Linked DNA regions of Homo sapiens: regions 1, 2 and 3 are each linked to region 4. A link is a loop called in an ENCODE intact Hi-C map of the cell type or tissue named here. Cell type or tissue: endothelial cell of umbilical vein. All regions are shown on one strand. Region 1 has its middle 8.6 kb from the start of EXOC6. Region 2 has its middle 33 kb from the start of EXOC6. Region 3 has its middle 25 kb from the start of EXOC6. Region 4 has its middle 67 kb from the start of HHEX.

Region 1 (5,000 bases), 83 kb after region 4:
GGGAGGCTGAGGTGGGAGATCGCTTGAGGCCAGTTGAAGACCAGCTGAAGCAACATAGTGAGACCCTGTCCCTATAAAACACTTTTTAAAATTAGTTGGTGGCTTGTGCCTGTAGTCTCAGCTACTCGGGAGGCCAAAGGGGGAGGCTCACTTGAGCCCAGGAAGTCAAGACTGCGGCGAGCTGTGATCATGCCACTGCACCCCAGCCTGAGTGACAAGAGTAAGACCCTGTCTCCAAACACAAACCAAAACCAAAACCAAAAGAAAACTATAAGCTATAAGGGTTGAGAGGGTGGAAAAGGAGTTTGGCTGGAGGCAGCTGAAGGCCCTGCCTTGAGGCCCCGGAATGAACAGTGAGAGAAAGGTTAGGATACTGGGACTGGAAATGCAAGAGAGAAACATTCCCAGGGAAAAGCTTACACCTGGGAATTGAGGTAGAGAGAATACTGAAGCGTTTACCTACGTGTTTTTCCCTGTCACAGAAAAAAGGCATTGCTTTGGCAAATATTTTCTGCTGTAAAATCCTGAACTCTGTTAGCTTCCTTTCCCTGCCCACCTTGTTTTGCAGGTAGGCAACCTGAGGTGGCCTATTTGAGGTCAGAGTTCATATCTGGGCCAGGTGGAGTTTGCTCCCCTAAAAAGGTGAGCTCAGAGAGCTCAGTGACTCAGGACTCAAGAGATGGTTTCTACCAGTGTAATTCAAGGGTAACTGAACGGCACTTCTTTTGCAGAGCATTCAAACCTTCCCGCATACTCATTCCCACACATCATCTGGGAAAACAAGTCTCCTCTGTCTCAGACGTCATGAGTGGGTTGTGGCGACCAAGAGTCATTGTCAATGGCCTATAATGCCTTTCACCCCACCAGGCTGTGTTCTTCCCACCTCCTGACTTTATACATGGCTACTCCCAGGACAAGCTTCTTCCAGATGGTCCAGCTCGTTTCCTGCCTGACTTTCCCAATGAGCCCTTGTGTTGGCTCCTTTGGCCCTCTTTTTGAAAGAGTGGACAAGAATCAGATGATTCTGAGGTCTTGCATTTGTTTTCATTTTGTGTGTGAAATGGTGTTTAAGGCCCATAGCATTAAGTTTGAAGGAAAGATAGTTTCAGGAGAGAGCTGAGACTCTATACTTTTCCCAAGGTTTATTTGCATTGCCAATGAAACATCCATTAAAGCCATCTCAGCCAACTATAGAGTTTGAATTGGGGAAGAAAATACCACGGTGGAAAAGTAGAATTTGATGTTAGCCATGCAGATGGCGACTGAACTTAAGAAAAAAGGGAGAAATGTAAAGGAAGGCCTACTGTCAGTGCCTGTGTTGTCCCAGCATGGTTTAGCTTTGGCCATTCAAAATCCCCTACCTAGGCCAGGCACGGTGGCTCACACCTGTAATCCCAGCACTTTGGGAGGCTAAGGCCAGCTCACTTGAGGTCAAGAGTTCAAGACCAGCCTGACCAACATGGCAAAACCTCATCTCTACTGAAAAATACAAAAATTAGCCAGTCGTAGTGGTGCACGTCTGTAGTCCCAGCTACTTGGGAGGCTGAAGCGGGAGAATCACTTGAACCTGGGAGGCGGAGGTTGCTGTAAGCCGAGATCGGGCCACTGCACTCTGGCCCGGGCGACAGAGTGAGACTCCTCTAAAAAAAAAAAAAATCCCCTAGCTTGCAGAATATTGGTAGGCTGAAACTTACGGGCAGGTAAAGTCTGCAACTAGTTTTGCTGCCCTAATCTTTTTGCCCTGGGCATCATTGTTTTCATTGCTTGCAACCACAGGCTAATTTCCACTGGATGTTCTCATTCTGTTTAGGTTTCCTGATTTTCACTGTAGCCTCTCCATCTGGTGTAGATGTGCCTGGCTCCTTGCCAGCTCCTTCCGCTAGGGGGCGTGACTGTCCCTGGGAGACTTAATGGCTGTCCGGGGCCATGTTCGAGGAAACAACATTAGTCCCTGTTTTACTCAGTATTATCAAATTCCTTGCACAAGGATGGTCAATAGGTTTCAAGTAGCATATCGATTCAATGCATTGGGAATGGTTGCCTGAATCTTCATATTGAGGATGATCCTGATAAATTAGTGACGGTAGTATGGTCCTAGGATAGGGTAGTAGCAGTGTTCATAACATTTATTTACCATATTCACACTAGAACTTCCTGCTGTCAGGCATCACCCATCAGACCTGCTCCCCTGGATACTGACTCAGACCTGGATGTAGCCTGGGGCTCGTGATGCCCCTTGGGGTCCTGCAGGTGTGTTGTTAGCCCCTTAGAACAGGTCCTGAGGTCACAATGTCTGAACCGACTTGGGTTCAGAAGTCACAGCATGTTTTGTGGCTGTAGCTGAGCCTGAGATGATAAAATCATGGACACATTGTAGGGTACTGCAAAGTTAGTGGGAGGTAGAAAGGTGGGGGGCTGTGGGGCGGGGGTGGATGTCTAAAGAAGGCCCTGCAGAGGGCTGGGAAAAATAGGAGGAAAAGGGAATTGTACAAGATGACGTACCAGAAGAAATTTTTGTAATTGTTTTATGATAACATAATTGTTTTACACTTGTATTCACAGACTCTCTCAGGCACTTTTCCAAAAGCTGACCATGAAGTTTTATCAGTTTAAGAGCAAACAGGATATCATATTTCTTTGACTTTAATGTTTTTAGGAATAAAGATAACGTGCTTTTAGGAAAGGAAAGAAAACATTAAAAAAAAAAACCCTAAACTGTATATACTATAAAATCTTAGAATGACATACTAAAACAAAAAATAAGTAGTTAAATTTAACTGTGGATGTTCTAGAATGTTCTTGCTATTTATATCTTTATAAATGTAAGATTTGTATTAAATCTTATTTTATCAAGTATATTCATTAAGATCAAAGGTCTAGATTTTAATCTGGACTGAACATTTACTACTTGTATGATTTTGGCCTTAGTTTCTGAAACTATAAAGTGGGGATTATGATAAAACCTATCTCAAATAATTAGTGTCTATAGGGTGCTTAGCATAATAGTTGGCTGGCACAGAGTAAATAATAAATATTAGTGTTGACTATTATTGTCTAGTTTCCATTTGGGATGGATATTCTAGTATGACTTAATAAATACATACTTTAGAGTCCTGAAGTAAACAATCATGCATAACACCTTGAAATTCTGAGCAGGTGTGAAATATTGAGTTATGTAAATTTTTTAAAACTTTTTTTAATTTGACAAATAATAATCGCATATATTTAGAGTGTAGAACTTTTTTTTTTTTTTGAGACAGGGTCTGTCTCTTGTCAGTCAGGCTTGAATACAGTGGCACAGTCTTGGCTCAAGTGGCCTCTTGGGCTCAAGCAATCCACCCATCTCAGCCTCTTGAGTAGCTGGAACCACAGGTGTGTGCCACCATGCCTGGCTAGTTTTTGTATTTTTTGTAGAGACGAGGTTTCGCCATGTTGTCCAGGCTGGTCTTGAACTTCTGAACTCCAGAAATCCGCCTGCCTTGGCCTCCCAAAGTGCTGGGATTACAGGTGTGTGCCACCATACCCAGCCTATTTATAGGGTATAACGTGACGTTTCACTGTCTGTTTACAGTGTAGAATGATTAAATCAAGCTAATTATTATATCTATCACCTTACATACTTTTTGTGGTGAGAACACTTAAAATCTACTTTGAGCAATTTTGAAATACGCAGTATATTATTATTATTAATTATAGCCACCATTCTGTGCAGTAGATCACCAAAGCTTATTTCTCCCGTCCAGCTGAAACTTTGATTAACATCTTTGATTAACATCTTTCCTTTTCCCATCTATGTCTCTCCTCAGCCTCTGGTAACTACCATTCAACTCTCGACTTCTCTGAGTTCAACTTTTTTAGATTCTACATATAAGTGAGATCATGCAGTATTTGCATTTCTGTGCCTGGCTTACAGTAATGTAAATTTTATTTTGGTTGCATTATATGCAGGGGAGAGAGGTGTCAATTTGAAAAATCACATTCACTAATGCTTATATTTTATACTAATGCAATATCATGACCTGATTTAATCTCTAATGAGAATAGTATAGCGTTCTACATAAAAATGGAGTCCAGAGAAATTGTTCAGAAATAAATTTGGGCCTAACTGTGACAGAGGCTTGCTGCATCTGTTGCACCTCCAAAAAGCCTGGAATGTCTTATGAGACTCGGCTATACAGTTACCCAATTTTTGCTGGACATTTAAGTGATATCATTAGCTATGTGATGTTTATTGCAACACTAGATAAAACTTTAAAAACATTTTTATGTTTAGGAGCCAAATATTCCAACCAGGGGGACAGTTTTGCTTATTTAGTGGTTAAGTGAATGGGTTTTGGAACCAGAAGGATATGGGTTCAAATTCTGCCTTTATAATTACTAATAGAGCTGTTGAAAGGATTAGTTGAATTAGGCATGAAATGTATTAATGAAATGTAATGTCTCATAGCAAATGCTCATTCACTCATTCATTTAGTAAATAAATAATAATGGCACATTTACAATGTGACAGGCAGTGGTCTGGGTGCCGTTGATACAGCAAGATCAAGATCTGGAAAGTCCATGCTCACAGGGAGCTTGTATTTTAGTGAAAAGAGCCAGAAATACACCAAAAAAAAAAGTGTTAATAAGTGCTATGAAGAATAAAAACCAGGCCGGGTGCAGTGGCTCACGCCTGGAATCCCACCACTTTGGGAGGCCGAGGCAGGCAGATCATGAGGTTAGGAGTTCGAGACCAGCCTGGCCAACATGGTGAAACCCTGTCTCTACTAAAAATACAAAAATTAGCCGAGTGTGGTGGTGCACGCCTGTAATCCTAGCTACTCAGGAGGCTGAGGCAGGAGAATTGCTTGAACCCGCGAGGTGGAGGTTGCAGTGAGCTGAGATCACACCATTGCACTCCAGCCTGGGCAACAGAGCGAGACTCTGTCTCAGAAAAAAAAAAAAAAAAAAGGGTAAGGAATAGGAAGATTTAGGGATGCTAATATCCCTAGCCAGGGAGT
Region 2 (5,000 bases), 59 kb after region 4:
CCTCTGCCTTCTGGGTTCAAGCAATTCTCCTGTCTCAGCCTCCCAAGTAGCTGGGACTACAGGCACACACCACCATGCCCAGCTAATTCCTTTTGTTCTTTTCTCAAAAATTCAACCACTCTTTTCCATCTTCATTGTCATGATAACCTTGCTTCCTATACACTGAGAAAACGGAAGTGAGCAGAAGAAAACTTCCATAAGGTCCCACAACAACATCTACCCACCTACCGAAATCTGGGCTTATAGACTCTTCCTTCTCTTCTGTTTCCGTGGAAGAACTCTCCATGCTCTTTTTAAAGACCATCACTTCCACTTACACACTAGAACCCTACCCCCTTCCCTCCCTTGCCTACAAAGTCAAGGACAGTGCTGCAGGCAATCCTCCCTTCACTCCCCTGCATTGTCACTTTCTGCCTTTTTTCCCAGTACCATATAAGCATCTCTCATCATAAAAAAAAATCTCATCTCTTGGTCCCACTTTCCCTTCTAGCTTACTACACACCCCAACCCCCATTTCTCTCTTTCCTTTTATAGCAAAATTCCGCAAAATAGTTGTATCTACTTGTTATCTCCAATTCTCCTCTTATTTCTTCTCCTTTTACCCCCACCACCCACTGAAATTACTCTTAAAAGGCAAACGTAGCAAATGTAGTGGTCTTATTTGACCTATCAGCAGCATTTAAAACAGTGACTCCCTGCTCATAAAGACTTCTTCCACATGGCTTCCACCACACTCCTGGTTTTCCTTCCACCTCACTGCTTCTCATCTTCTTGTCGGGTTCTTTCAGTTTTCCTGGGCTGTCTGTGCCCTAAATGAGAACATGCATTCCTGTTCTCCCGCTTAGCCAGCTTATGGTTAACACTGCCTGCTGGTTAACACTTAGCCATCCACAACAGTGGAGTGCCCCAGGGCTTATTGTTTGGAGCTCTTCCGTTTTTCATCTGCACATACTACTTTAATGATTTCATTCAGTCTCAGGGATTTAAATACTATCTATGTATTGCTTGCTTCTAAATGTATATATCTCCAGTTTGTACCACCTCCTTGTGCTCCAGACTCTATGTCCACCTTCCAACTCAACGTCTCCATTTGAATGTCTAATAAACATCTGAGCCTCTGATCTCCTTCCACTCCCATTCTGAACCTGCTCCTCCCACCGTGTTCTCTTTTTCTCAGTAAGTGAACAACTCTATTCTTCCAGCTGCTTAAACAATAACAAAAAAATTTGGTGTCACCCTGGATTTCTCTTTCTCTCAGACCTCGCATTCTAATCCATTAGCAAATCCTGTTGGCTCTACCTTCAAAACATATTCAGAATCTGACCACCTTTCCCCATGTCCATCACTACCACCCTGGTCCAAATCCCCTTCTAGCTGGTCTCCCTGATCTGGCTACCTCTGATAAATAGCAGACATGAGATTCAGACCCAATTATTCTTCTATTTTGAAGACTTTGATCTTTTATGTGGGCTTTTCTGTCCCTCTGCTTCATCTTTTATGGTTGCAATTGTGGATACCTCCCCTATATCCATTCCCCCATTCTTTCTTCTTTAGACCAGATAAAGACTATCTTTCCCAACATCATGTGCAGGTAGGTTTGGCCATGTGACTAAGCCCTGACCAATGAGATAAAAGCAGAAGTAGCCGGATTGAACTTCCCGGAAAACCCTTATGTAAGGGGGACACACAGCTGGTCCACATCCTTTTTGTCCTTCCCCAGCCTCCTTCCTGCTGCCTGGACTGGGGGCTTGGTGGCTGGATCTGCAGCAGTGTTTTTGTATCCTGAGATGACCTTGAGAATGGAAGTCACTTGCTAAAGCTAGAAAGCAGAAAAGTAGAAGCAGTCTGGGTGTCTGATGACTTTGTGGAGCTACCATACCAGGTTTAGACTGCCCTAGTCCTTATCTGGACTCTTTTGCATGAGAAACTTAATAATATAATTTGCATTAAATATAAGGTATGGCTTACAAAATAACGAGACTGAGTCCATAGGTTTTCACCAAAGGTAAGCTCCATTACTTTAAGACTCTAAATAAAGGTTAAAGCAGTTACTACTCTCAATTCCTTCCACTGAAACATCATCTTAAGACAAATTTCTGTATAATACAAACTTTGGATCTTTATGAATATTTAAACATTACAAACTCTTCCAAAAGAAAAGGAGAATAATGGGATTGTCCACTGTGTCAGAATTTGACTAATATGATGTTGATGCCTTATAAATGACTTCAAAAAATGTATGGTCCTGATCTTTCCTGTTATTGAGATAAAGTTTTAAACCTCCAAATCACAAACCTGCCTCCAAGGATATAAATTGCAAGCCTAGTTAAGCAGAGAGAGAAACAGTTGAGTCTTATTTACCAGTATGGAAAGCTGGTTGGGAGGTGGTTTGTACTGTGTTGGGTCCCTCTTGAGATTTAGGCCATGGATCTGGTCATAATTCATCTTTAAGATGAATTCTGATTGATGGAAAGAACATATTCCTTCAAGTGTTGTCTCTTTCACTTACTAGACAAGTCATTTAACCTCTGAGAGTCTTAGTATTTTTAAAAAATTGATAGAATGGAAATAATACCAAAACCAGCTATTCCATAGGGCTGTTGAAATAAAATGAGGGCATATATGCAAAAGTACCTAGTTCATAGTAGTCACTCAATAAATATTTGTTCATTCATCTTGATAATATGTTGCATTTCATAAATGCTTTAGAATTTTTGAAATGCTTTCACATACTGTACAAGTTATTGTCAAAATACCAAGCACTGATCAACACTTCCTCTAGGGGCTTTTGGATGTATTTTAATTGTTTTAGGATGTGACCAACTTTGTGGAGCCGAGTTAGTTGGCTTCATTATTCCCCTGCAACATTTCCTTTGCACTCATTGATTTCCATGGCTACATGATGATTACTTCCTGAGAAACAAAGGAACACATGTGTTTGGAAGTCAAAAGGAAGCATACAGATCACCTATTGAACCATAACCCTGTAAAATGTGGTATAAATGGAAACTTTTCTTTTTATCATAGTGTGTTTGAAATGAAGGAATTCACATTAGTCATTCTCTCAGTTTCTACTCTACAATAGCTGTCCTTGTAAGGGGCCAGATTGTGTCAGGCCTTATAAACCAAATTAACTCCAAAAATTTTGTAAGATAAACTATTTACAACATCAAAATTTCTGAGTGGTGACCAATCCAGAAAAGTGACAGTAGGCAATGGGAAATTTGAAGACAAAGAATGGGTGGAGGAAGAAATAAATCACCACTCAAGCATACTGGTTCCATTTTACTACCTTATGAGTTATTGACTACTTTATTAATTATTTACTACATTGATTAATTATTCCAGCAAACATTTATTGAAAACTTTTCTGTAGGAGGTCCTGTACTAAGTGCTCTGAGAACTACAGAAGTGAATAACACCCAAAAGTGGTCTTCAAAGAATTCAGTTTAATATTGGAAATAAAGCATATATGTCCTATCCAAATTATGTCCTATGAGATGTACCATTCAGGACCTAGAGTGGTTTTGAAGAGGGGGCTGTCTGTGTTGAATCTTGAAGAACATATAGAAATCTGTTTACCAGGTAGACAGACGGAAGTGCATTCCAGATGAAAGGAACAGCATCTACAAATGCCCAGAGGTACCCAGGTCAGAGCTAATGAAGAAGAGCTAGGTAGAGATTGACCTGGAGAGAAAGAGCAGGTTGGGAATACCTGTGTGGGGATATTATCATTATTAGTAGGTGGGTGTTTGATGCATGGAAATTGACTTACAGTGGGAGGAGAGGGAAGTTAATGAGTTCAATTTTGGACATGATGATGGGATAGGATATTCTGGTGGAGATGTAATGTAGGTGTTAAAAATGAAGTTTGGCGCTTAGGGGAGAAGTGCAGTTGGAGATCTAGATTTGAGACTCATCAACACACAAGTGGAAGATGAACACACAGGACCCTAAAGTAAGAGGAAGGGAGAGTTGAGGACAGAATCATGGGAAACAACTACATTTAGAAGACAAACAGATGAAAAGGAACTTGGAAAGGAGGCTGAGAATGAGAAGCCGGGGGATATGAATAAAGACCACAAGAAAATAGCAGCTTCCCCCTTTATCCATGGTACAGTCCTTCTTTAGTGATGATTGGGGAATGTTGAAGCAGAATAGGAAACACTAAAGGAGTGTTTAATCCAGTCCTTTTTATTTGCATTACTTTCCTAGGAGTCAAGGCTCATTTTTCTTCGCCCCATGAATAAGCTCCAGGAGCCTGGGCAGACCAAATAGGCGGTTATTCCTGGGTTGCATGCCGGATGGAAAGTTCTAGGAGTCAGGTCAAAAGGGATGGTCCTGGATTGTGAAGCACCAATGAGCCAGGGAGGCCTATCACATAGTGGTTCTGAGCTCTAGAGTTAGGCAGATCTGTGTTCAGATCCTGACTCTAAGGTCCAGAGATGGATTCTTGCAGTAGGTGTGCAAGCCACCCTGGGTATAGGGTGCACATTCTCAGTCCAAGACCTCACGCCCCCGACAAGTTAATTTGGAATAAAAAAGAAATTTCTCCACTGACCTGTTGGCTTCTCAAAGGCTTGGCACATGGAAGGTCCTTAAATCTATAGTCTTTGTAAAATGATGAATGAGCACATAACAAACTTAAGAACAGTACATTGGAAATAACTTTATAATAAACAGGTGAACATTGTGGTCACCTAGCATTTTCATGGGCAACTTATCTTTTGGAAACTGATCATTGAACATCAGAGAAATATCCACATGTGTCCATTTGAAAAGATGTAGAGGAACAATCCTTTTCACCAGACCAAAAAATAGAAATCAGTTAATTAAAATAATTATCTTCAGTGGTACATAATAACTTTCCTCATTATGGCATAATACTAACGCTTCTATAGGGTTAATTACTTTCCTGGCACTATTCTGAAGACCTTATTTTCATTACTTAATTTAATCTCCCAACAAACTTATGAGACAGGAGCTTGTCTATTACGTAG
Region 3 (5,000 bases), 66 kb after region 4:
TAGGCCATTCTTGTGTTGCTCTAAAGAAATACATGAGGCTGGGCGCGGCGGCTCATGCCTGTAATCCCAGCACTTTGGGAGGCCGAGGCAGGCGAATCATGAGGTCTGGAGTTCAAGACCAGCCTGGCCAACATGGTGAAACCCTGTCTCTACTAAAAATACAAAAAATTAGCTGGGCGTGGTGGCAGGTGCCTGTAATCCCAGCTACTTGGGAGGCTAAGGGAGAATTGTTTGAACCTGGGAGGTGGAGATTGCAGTGAGCCGAGATCGCCTCACTGCACTCCAGCCCGGGTGACAGTGTGAGACTCTGCCTTAAAAAAAAAGAAAGAAAGAAATACCTGAAAGCTGGGCATGGTGATTCACGCCTTAATTCGAACAGTTTGAGAGGCTGAGACAGGCAGATCACTTGAGGTCAGGAGTTTGAGACCAGCCTGGCCAATATGGCAAAACCCCATCTCTACTAAAAATACAAAAATTAGCTGGGCATGGTGGCAGGTGCCTGTAATTCCAGCTATTTGGGAGGCCGAGGCACAAGAATTGCCTGAACCTGAAAGGTGGAGTTGCAGTGAGCTGAGATCATGCCATTGTACTCCAGCCTGGGTGGCAGAGTGAGACTCTGTCTCAAAACAAAAAACAAAAAACAAAAAAAATACCCAAGGCTGGGTAATGTATAAAGTAAAGAGGTTGAATTGGCTCATGGTTTTGCAGGCTGTACAGGAAGCATGGCAGCATGGCGGGGCTTCTGCTCAGCTTGTTGGGAGGCCTCAGGATGCTTACAATCAGAAGGTGAAGGGAAGAAGGCATCTCACATGGTGGCAGCAGGAGCAAGTCCAGGAGGTGCCACACTCTTTTAAAAAACCAGATCTCATCAGAACTTACTTACTATGGTGAGGACAGCACCAGGCTATGAGAGATCTGTCCCCATGACCCAAACACCTCCCACCAGGCCCCAGCTTGAACACTGGGGATTATATTTCCACCCGAGATTTGGGTGGGGACAAATATCCAAACTGTATCAGCCTGTATTTACCATCCCTCCAAAACCTGTTATTGCACATATATTTAAAAATAAAGTTCAGGACAAAATATTTCCTGAGATTATACTCAGTTAATGAAGACAATTAGGTTTGCAATTAGCTAACTCTTAGTTAAATATATTTAACATCACTTATAGAAGAAAAGAACCCCAAACACATACAAATAAATCAGATTAGGCTTTGTCTTTTGATTAATGTTTTTTTCACCGAACAGGAAAATACTCATTAACAAAAGTTTCGAGAACAATAAAGCAACTGGAGGTTATTAATATGAAAATATTGTCGATTGTTCCTCCGTAGAAATCTCCCTGGACAGCCCACTTCCTGAAAAATGACTCAGCAAAAACTCCCAGAGAAGAGTTGTTCATACTTCATACAATTGTTCAGGCCAGAGCTTATTTCTTATCTATAAAGTCCCCTTGTGATGGATGATTCATGATTCTTTTCATTTATGGGCTTTGAATGCAAACTATTTCTTAATGTAAACAAATGGCTTCAGTATTTAAAGCAAAATATTTCCGTTTGTTTAGTACTATTTCCTATTTTATGCCTGAAACTGTGTTTTTGAAGGAATTGTTTGGTTTCAAAAGAGGGAAAGGGAATGATTGTTTAGAAGAATGTGTGCAAAGGGGCGTGCCTTTGTCATGGGCAGCCTTTGAGATCTGCCTGGAGTCAGAGGGGGCGTGTGGTAGCATGGCCCAAAGAAGCTGGTGTCATGAATTCTGCCTGTAAAAGTTCCAGTTTCCTGTGGGAGAAAAGGGTATCTGACAGGTCTTGAAGTATGCCTTTAAATTCTCTATTCGTTGAAGAGATGCAAACTAGGTGAATGGAAGAGAAATGACACATAGAACAGTTGCTAAAGATACTAGAGAGAAGAGAGCAAGATCTTTAGTGATTTCTTTTCTCTTTTCTTTTCTTTTTTCTTTTTTTTTTGAGACAGAGTTTCACTCTCATTGCCCAGGCTAGAGTACAGTGGCGCGATCTCAGCTCATTGCAACCTCCGGCTCTGGGGTTCAGGCGATTCTCCTGCCTCAGCCTCCCAAGTAACTGGGACTACAGGCGCCCGCCACCATGCCCAGCTAATTTTTTGTATTTTCAGTGAAGACGGGTTTCACCATGTTGGCCAGGATGGTCTCTACCTCTTGACCTCGTGATCTGCCCACCTCGGCCTCCCAGAGTGCTGGAATTATAGGCTTGAGCCACCGTGCCTGGCCGATCTTTAGTGATTTCTAATGACATTTTACAATTGTCAGTATAAAAAAATAGAATGAAAACGTGCAAGAGCATGAGACAGTTTCAATGACGTATGTGCCAAAAATTGACCACTAGGTAGCACCATAATCTAGCTCTACGACTCTAGCACTGTGTTGATTCTGTATTGGCCAGGATGCAAACGTTTTAAGATTTATGTCTGAGAAAAGACCAACAAAAGCAGCTGTAAATTATTCAATCAGAAGACCCTAACGTAACAAACTGAAGAGGTATAAGGTTTACCAAGTATTTATTTGGTGAAGTTTCTACTATAGCAATTATTTTTATTCAGAACCCAGAGAAACGAAGATGGAAGAGATTTTGAGCCTTCTCTTAAAAAAACACCTAGATTTGCATGAAGATAAAGAAAAAGAGGCCGGGCGCGGTGGCTCACGCCTGTAATCCCAGCACTTTGGGAGGCCGAGGCGGGTGGATCATGAGGTCAGGAGATCGAGACCATCCTGGCTAACAAGGTGAAACCCCGTCTCTACTAAAAATACAAAAAATTAGCCGGGCGCGGTGGCGGGCGCCTGTAGTCCCAGCTACTCGGGAGGCTGAGGCAGGAGAATGGCGTGAACCCGGGAAGCGGAGCTTGCAGTGAGCCGAGATTGCGCCACTGCAGTCCGCAGTCCGGCCTGGGCGACAGAGCGAGACTCCGTCTCAAAAAAAAAAAAAAAAAAAAAAAAAGAAAAAGAAAAAGAATAATTATAGTTAATTAAAACAATTAGTCTAGAATTTCCTTGTCAAATTAGAAAAACACCAGTTTAATGAAGTAGTAAACATTCCTCATACTTGTTTTGAGTAGAACAGTTGCTAAAGATACTAGAGAGAAGACGGCAAGATCTTTAGTGATTTCTTTTCTCTTTTCTTCTTTTTTTTTTGAGACGGAGTTCCGCTCTTGTTGCCTAGGCTAGAGTACTCATACTTGTTTTGATTCATCAGTGTCTTTATCATTCCTACTTAAGTCTTCCATTCACTTGGAAGTACTTCCATTCAGTACATGCCCACTACATACCTAACATCATCTAGATGCCTTGAATCTAAAGAAGCATGAGGCACATGCCTTGCCTTTGCATAGCACATGGCCCAGCAAGGTGGACAAATATATAACAAAACAACAGTATTAAGGGATAAGAACTTCAGTAAAGACATGTTCAAAAGATTTATGGGAGATAGCAGCAAATTACAAAATAAGTGGCATTTGAACAAAGTCTTGTAAGATAATGGTAATAACTGACACTTATTGATGCTCATTATGTGTCAAACCCTCTCCTAAATACTTTACCTAACAAATGCTTAGAAGTCGTGTAATCATCACAACCACCATTTGAGGAAGGTGACACTATTATTATCCCCCTGTTAGAGACAGGAAAACTAGTTTGGGAAATGCATTCTAGATAAAGGAAGTAACACGTATAAAGGCTCAGAAATGTACAAAACCATGGCATGTTCCAAGGAGCAGGTGGATTAGACCAGTAGTAACATTCTAATATTCATAGAAATACCATGACCTCTAGGATTTTATAAACAGAAAAATGAGGTAAGTCGTATCAGAGATTTTGAATAGATTTTTTAAAACTTTTTTAATTTAAAAATTTAATTTTTAATTTATTTTAAAAAAGTTTTTTTGTAGAGATGGGGTCTAGCTATGTTGCCCAGGCCAGTCTCAAACTCCTGGCCTCAAGCGATCCTTCTGACTGGCCCCACAAAGTGCTGAGATTACAGGCATGAGCCACTGTGCCCAGCCAACTATTTTCCTATTACTTAGAAATTTTATTATTTAAGGAATAGTAGGAATATAATTTACTGAGAAATCACAGATCCGTTGAAAGATCAAACCATTTTTGTTATGAAATATTATATCCTGAATTTTTAAAAGATGATATGGAAAATATATAATGGCTCTGTAGAATCACAATTTTTAATGCCACAGATTTTTCTTAAAATGCTAACTTTCTAGCCGGGTGTGGTGGCTCATGTGTCTAATCCCAGCAATTTGGGAGGCTGAAGAGGGCGGATCACCTGAGGTCAGGAGTTCAAGACCAGCCTGGCCAACATGGAGAAACCCCATCTCTACTACAAATTAAAAAATTAGCTGGGTGTGGTGGTGGGTGCCTGTAATTCCAGCTACTCCAGAACCTGAGGCAGGAGAATTGCTTGAACCCAGGAGGCCGAGGTTGTAATAAGCTGAGGTCGTGCCACTGCACTCCAGTCTGGGCGACAAGAACGAAACTGTCTCAAAACACAAAACACAAAACTAACTTTTTAATAACAAACTGTTTTATTGTAACTCTGCTGAAAATAACAATGCTATAGTTTTAGAACTTAACTGAATATCTTGAAAGATTTCCTAATGTTGAAATACTACTACTGATACAATGAAAACAACTTTTAACTATTTTATTTTAGATAGCATTTGCAAGACAAACTCTGTGATATCATAATTAAATATTTATTGGTTGCTCTTTACTTACAAACCACTCTGTTCCTGTGTCCAGATTATTTGTTAGGCAAATATTTATCGAACACCTATGTTGTGCCAGCCATGGTGTTAGCTTCTGTAGGAGCAAAACAACAATAAGGGCCCAACTCTCTGCTTACCTATCTGTCTCCACCCTTTTCTCAGGCAAGCAGCCCCATGCTCACCACCCTGGCCATACTTTCACTTCCCTGGCCATGTCCTCTCTCCACATTAGCGGTCCCTGTTCCCAC
Region 4 (5,000 bases):
TCATCTCACAATTTTTCTCAAAGGCCTTTAGGACTGCTGCATTCTTTTTGAGATCCTTGCCTAGAAAACAATCTAGGAGCAGAACACGATGAGAGGTCAACAGCATTTTTTTTTTTTTATTAAGATGGAGTCTCGCTCTGTTGCCCAAGCTGGAGTGCAGTGGCACGATCTCAGCTCACTGCAGCCTCCGCCTCCCGGGTTCAAGGAATTCTCCTGCCTCAGCCTCCCGAGTAGCTGGGGCCTGCCACCACGCCTGGCCAATTTTTATATTTTTAGTAGAGGCAGGGTTTCTCTATGTTGGCCAGGCTGATCTCGAACTACTGACCTCAAATGATTCACCCATCTCGGCCTCCCAAAGTACTGGGATTACAGGTGTAAGCCACCACACCCAGCCATTTTTTTTTTTTTTTTGAGACAGAGTCTTGCTTTTGTTGCCCAGGCTGGAGTGCAGTGGTGGGATCTCAGCTCACTGCAACCTCTGCCTCCCAGGTTCAAGCGATTCTCCTGCCTCAGCCTCCTGAGTAGCTGGGATTACAGGCGTGTCCCACCATACTTGGCTAATTTTTGTATTTTTAGTAGAGACAGGGTTTCACCATGTTGGCCAGGCTGGTCTCGAACTCCTGATCTCAAATGATCCACCCACCTCGGCCTCCCACAGTGCTGGAATTACAGGCGTGAGCCACCACACCCATCCTGTCAAGCAGTATTAGTGCAATGTTTCCCCACCACACTCAGTCTAAAGCCACACTTCACGCCTACCAGGCCCTGCACTTTCTGGATCCGCCTTCCTTTCCAGCCTCCTATCCTATCCTCTCTCTTCATGTAATTTATTTTGGACACACAGGCTTTCCTTTAGTTCCTCAAAGGCACAAAACTCTTTCCTAACTCAGGACTTGCGAATAGACTGTTTTCTCTACTGGAGCTGTCTTCCTTCATTCATTGGTCGTTTGGATGATTCAGGCCTGAATACCACATCATCAGTTGGGCCTCCACTGGTATTAATATTTGGGCCTCCACTGACCACCTCATCTAAACGGAAATTGGACCACCCTATTCTTTCTCTTCAGAGCACTTAACATTATTTGCGTGTTTAATATCTGCTTCTCTAACTAGACTGGGAAGTCCATGAGGTCAGGGGCTATCTCTTTTTTGTTTACCACTGCATTTCCTAGCACGTAGTAAGCACTCAATATTTACTGGCCAGGTGCGGTGGCTCACGCCTGTAATCCCAGCACTTTGGGAGGCCCAGGCAGGCAGATCACTTGAGGTCAAGAGTTCGAGATCAGCCTGGCCAACGTGGTGAAACCCTGTCTCTACTAAAAATACAAAAATTAGCCAGGCATGGTGGCAGACGCCTGTAATCTCAGCTACTTGGGAGGCAGATGGAGGAGCATAGCTTGAACCCAGGAGGCGGAGGCTGCAGTGAGCTGAGACTGCACCACTGTACTCCAGTCTGGGTGATAAAGTGAGACTCATTTCAAAAACAAAAAAAAAAATTTACTAAATGAATGAATGAATGCATTCGCAGAAAATTCCCAGCACAATCTGCTCTTATTGGTTGTTTCTATATGACACAACCTACATAAACACTTAGTGAAATTGCCACGTTGACCCTGTTTTGGTATTGTAGAAACAGCTATTGGCCCTTGGATAAGTTGGCAAGGATTCCAATGTGTGTTTATTCAAACTGAATGGGCCTCTTTAGGGGCTCAGTGAGAACCCCAGGAGCCAGTTAATGCAACCTCAGTTCTCTCAATCTGACTTCTTGTAAAATTTCAGAGACATTCTCTTGGCTAAGAAGATAACTGAGATTTCAAGTTAGAACTGTAGTATCCTTAACAGAGAAAAGCAAGTGAATCTCAAGTGACCGATTTTGCCTGAGTAAAATCGGAATTAAATCATATGTGGAATTACGACAGAGTCATTGGATGACAATCAGCTTTGTTTCGTTTTTCTGGGACCACATGAAAAAGAGGTTATTTATTAAGAATGGAATAGTTCCTTTAAAATTCTGTAGCAATCATGTCTCTCTCTCTTTTTTTTTCCTTCCAGTCCATGGAAAGTGTTATCTCAGGCAGCTTTGTGCAGGAAGTTGGGTTTATCACTTCCTCACAGTTGCAGTTTGTCTAGGACTTAGCTACATGCTATCAGATTACATCAAAATGTAGGCCTTTGTGTGTTTAACTCATCAAAGGAGTGGGCCCTCAGGACTTGATATCACTTCACTGCAAACGCAGCCATGTAGCAAAACAAAGCCTATCTAAACAGGACACAACTATTTCTGTTGTGCGGCAGCTCCGCTAGCTCGCGCTTTCAGAAATGGTTGGGTTTTGGGTTTCAGGTGTCTGCACTGTTTCACTTCTTGTTTTTATATTTGTATCTTTTTAGAATTGCAGTCATTTGCCTGGTTATGTGCAAGGAAGGAAAACCCAAAATATTACCTATGAGGGAGGAGGCAAGATTGCCCCAATCCACAGTGTCAGTTGGAGGTAGCACTAACCCTTACCTCATCTTCTTGATTTTCACTTGAGAACTCAGTTGCTGCGGTCTCAGTAGTCTGGGCTTCAGGGCTGGCCATGTGGGGGTTTCAAACCTTGACTTCCCTGTGTCCTGGGGCAATTATTTCACCTCTGCGTTTCAGTGTTCCCATCTGAAAAATGAAGTTAATAATAGCACCTGCCTCATAGCTTCATGGTATGGAATAAATGACACAGATTAAAGAATATATGAAGAGCGCTTATAAAAAGTGCTCCCCATTGGAGGGATATCAGGATTTTAAAGTCTGAGGGGATACCACGCCCCAGGCCCTGCAGAGCAGCAAGACTAGCTGGCAGGGCAGCCAGTCCCAGGCTGGGCAAAGTTTCTCAGGCTGTACTTCCACCTTTGGGGCCTCGTTACTATTTTCTTCTCCGTGGAGTTCCCTCTTCTCTGTGGTGGGCTTTCTGCCAGATGCTGCCTCTATTGGCGGCCACAGGAAGCCAATGCAACTGTGAAGTAATACTTCTGCCTCAGGCCTGGCTCCGCCCTGTTGACCAAGGGTTTTTAGATCTGCTCAGCCAACTCTTTTTAATGCCTTGCCTAAAAAGGACTTCTCACCCAGCCCTGCTGCACTAGGATATGGCTGGCTGCCCCAGAGGCTTTGGACAGACAGTTTTCTGGAGAGAGAAAGGGTGGAGCGGACTTCTCCCTCTCAGCTCAATTCTTCAGGAGTTTGGGGTATCATTTTGTGGCAAGTCTCTCATATGATGCTCATTTACCAAAAGCAGGTGTTAAAGGAAGAGGGAGAGAGCTTGATTCTGTACAATCTCTTTGAGCCAGTGGAATAGAATGAGGCACTCTTAAAAAAATGATTTGCATCAGGAAGTATGCGAACTTTCACAGGCCTATGACCGGAAAGAAATTTAAGTTACACCTAAAAAATTGTATGCTTTAAGAAGGTAAATGGTTTTTCTTTTTCTTTTTTAAAATCTGAAACAATTTTGCATAGAAAATTGCAATCAGCCTAAGGGTTTGTTGCTGTTTTTTTTTTGCCTCACTTGGCCAGAGAGACTTTATTGCTTCTTTATACGTCAGTTATTCACTGATAGCTTGCTATCTTCATAGCTTCCTCCGATCCAGACCGTGAGGTGGCAGGTGTCCTGTGAGCCACACTCTGCCTCAGCTGTTTAGAGAATCACTTTGGAGACACCAGTCACCTCCATTCAGTGCTGCTGGCTTAGGGTTGGTGCCACAGGTTCCCATCCATTGGATTTTGCCTCTCTGTCCCTGGCATGGGCTCTTAGGCTGTCTTTTCAGCTTTTGCCCTTAGTATAATAGCACATGATAGTGTGGAATAGCCACAGCCACTCAGATCTGTTTCTTAGACTCCTCTTAATGGCCACAGGGTCAGTTTCACCTCACCCTCAAATCCTAAGCAGGACGCAGATTCCCTGTGTGTCTCTGGTATCCTGGGCTTCCCCTTGACTAGGAATAGAATTGGGACATTTGCCTACAGCCCTCTTAGGATAACTGTGACTGCTAAGTGAAGACCAGCACTTTCTGTTAGATTGATGAGATTAAACTTCTTTTTTTCCAATTATAATAGCAATAAATGTGTTTTCTTTACACATACACATACACACACCCCTATGCACAGAAACGTATAAAGTTTAAATTTTCAGACCTTCATATTAAGGCTACTAATGATAATTTGTTTGTTGTATGCTGTTCTAAGATTTATTTCAGTACAATAAAAGCATCATAAAAAAGAAAAAGATAATGGGATGTACACATACTCTTCTGAAACTTACGTGATTTCCTTCATAGTATATGTTGTATAGATTTAAATGTCAGTATATACAGATTTACCTTCTTATTTTGAGCGGCTGTGGCTATTCCACAGAATAATGTGCTATAATTTATTTACTCAGTTTCTTATTGGTAGACTTTGGACTATTTCAGCCTTTTTTTTTTTTTTTGGTTTAACAAACAGTACAGTACTACTGAACATCCTTGTGCAAACATTTTTGTGCTTATGTGTATTTCTGTAGAATTGTTGGGTTAAAGGTACATACCCTTGAAATTTTAACATGCATTGCTAAATTGAGTACCAGTGTAACAGCTTGCAATCTACCCAAAAGTCAGAAAAGTCTTGTTTCCCCAAACATGTATCAGCCTTAGTATTAGCAAATTTTATAGAGCTGATAGGCAAAAAAATTTGTTTTCATTTGTGTTTCCTTTGTTATTCACAAAACTGAACATCTTTTAAAGATGTGTTTTAGTTACCTGTATCTCCTCCTCTGTGAGTTTTCTGTTTGTATTGTTTGTCCATTGAAAAGTTGGACAAATGAACAAAAGTTGGACAAAGTTGAATTGTCTTTTTAATGACCTGAGCATCAGTTAGGATGTTTTGGCCTATAAATACAGAATCCTTACTAAAAGGTGGCTTATATTTATTGCTTATTATATTCCAAACACAGTGTCTGGATGGAGGTAGGGCATTCCAGGGCTGGGAAGTGGCT

The links. A loop is a pair of places that touch in the nucleus more often than their neighbours do. Peaks named below come from ENCODE experiments on the same cell type or tissue, not always from the same donor. Only the 100,000 strongest peaks of a DNase experiment are listed, where the experiment ranks them.
Region 1: a loop joins it to region 4, with 8 times the contacts of the local background. A loop is called at or near these places in 11 of 110 quality-filtered maps.
Region 2: a loop joins it to region 4, with 9 times the contacts of the local background. A loop is called at or near these places in 12 of 110 quality-filtered maps.
Region 3: a loop joins it to region 4, with 7 times the contacts of the local background. A loop is called at or near these places in 12 of 110 quality-filtered maps.

What each region holds. Positions count from the first base shown.
Region 1 is chr10:92,837,429-92,842,428 of GRCh38, forward strand. It overlaps a transcript of EXOC6 not described here. Among named protein-coding and RNA genes, the nearest start is that of EXOC6, 8.6 kb to the right of the region's middle. In endothelial cell of umbilical vein, a CTCF peak has its summit at 1,907 (motif pointing right); DNase peaks (open chromatin) are centred at 1,883, 2,123 and 2,343; H3K27ac peaks cover 3,450 bases.
Region 2 is chr10:92,813,358-92,818,357 of GRCh38, forward strand. No RefSeq gene overlaps it. Among named protein-coding and RNA genes, the nearest start is that of EXOC6, 33 kb to the right of the region's middle. In endothelial cell of umbilical vein, no CTCF peak of the experiment used is centred here; a DNase peak (open chromatin) is centred at 2,874; H3K27ac peaks cover 1,918 bases.
Region 3 is chr10:92,820,796-92,825,795 of GRCh38, forward strand. No RefSeq gene overlaps it. Among named protein-coding and RNA genes, the nearest start is that of EXOC6, 25 kb to the right of the region's middle. RefSeq lists an enhancer at 1,317-1,611. In endothelial cell of umbilical vein, a CTCF peak has its summit at 2,340 (motif pointing right); DNase peaks (open chromatin) are centred at 1,516 and 2,376; H3K27ac peaks cover 2,294 bases.
Region 4 is chr10:92,754,304-92,759,303 of GRCh38, forward strand. No RefSeq gene overlaps it. Among named protein-coding and RNA genes, the nearest start is that of HHEX, 67 kb to the left of the region's middle. RefSeq lists enhancers at 1-3,929, 2,035-2,179, 2,721-2,920 and cis regulatory regions at 1,900-2,581, 2,098-2,115, 2,744-3,236. In endothelial cell of umbilical vein, no CTCF peak of the experiment used is centred here; DNase peaks (open chromatin) are centred at 1,708, 2,108 and 2,968; H3K27ac peaks cover 3,246 bases.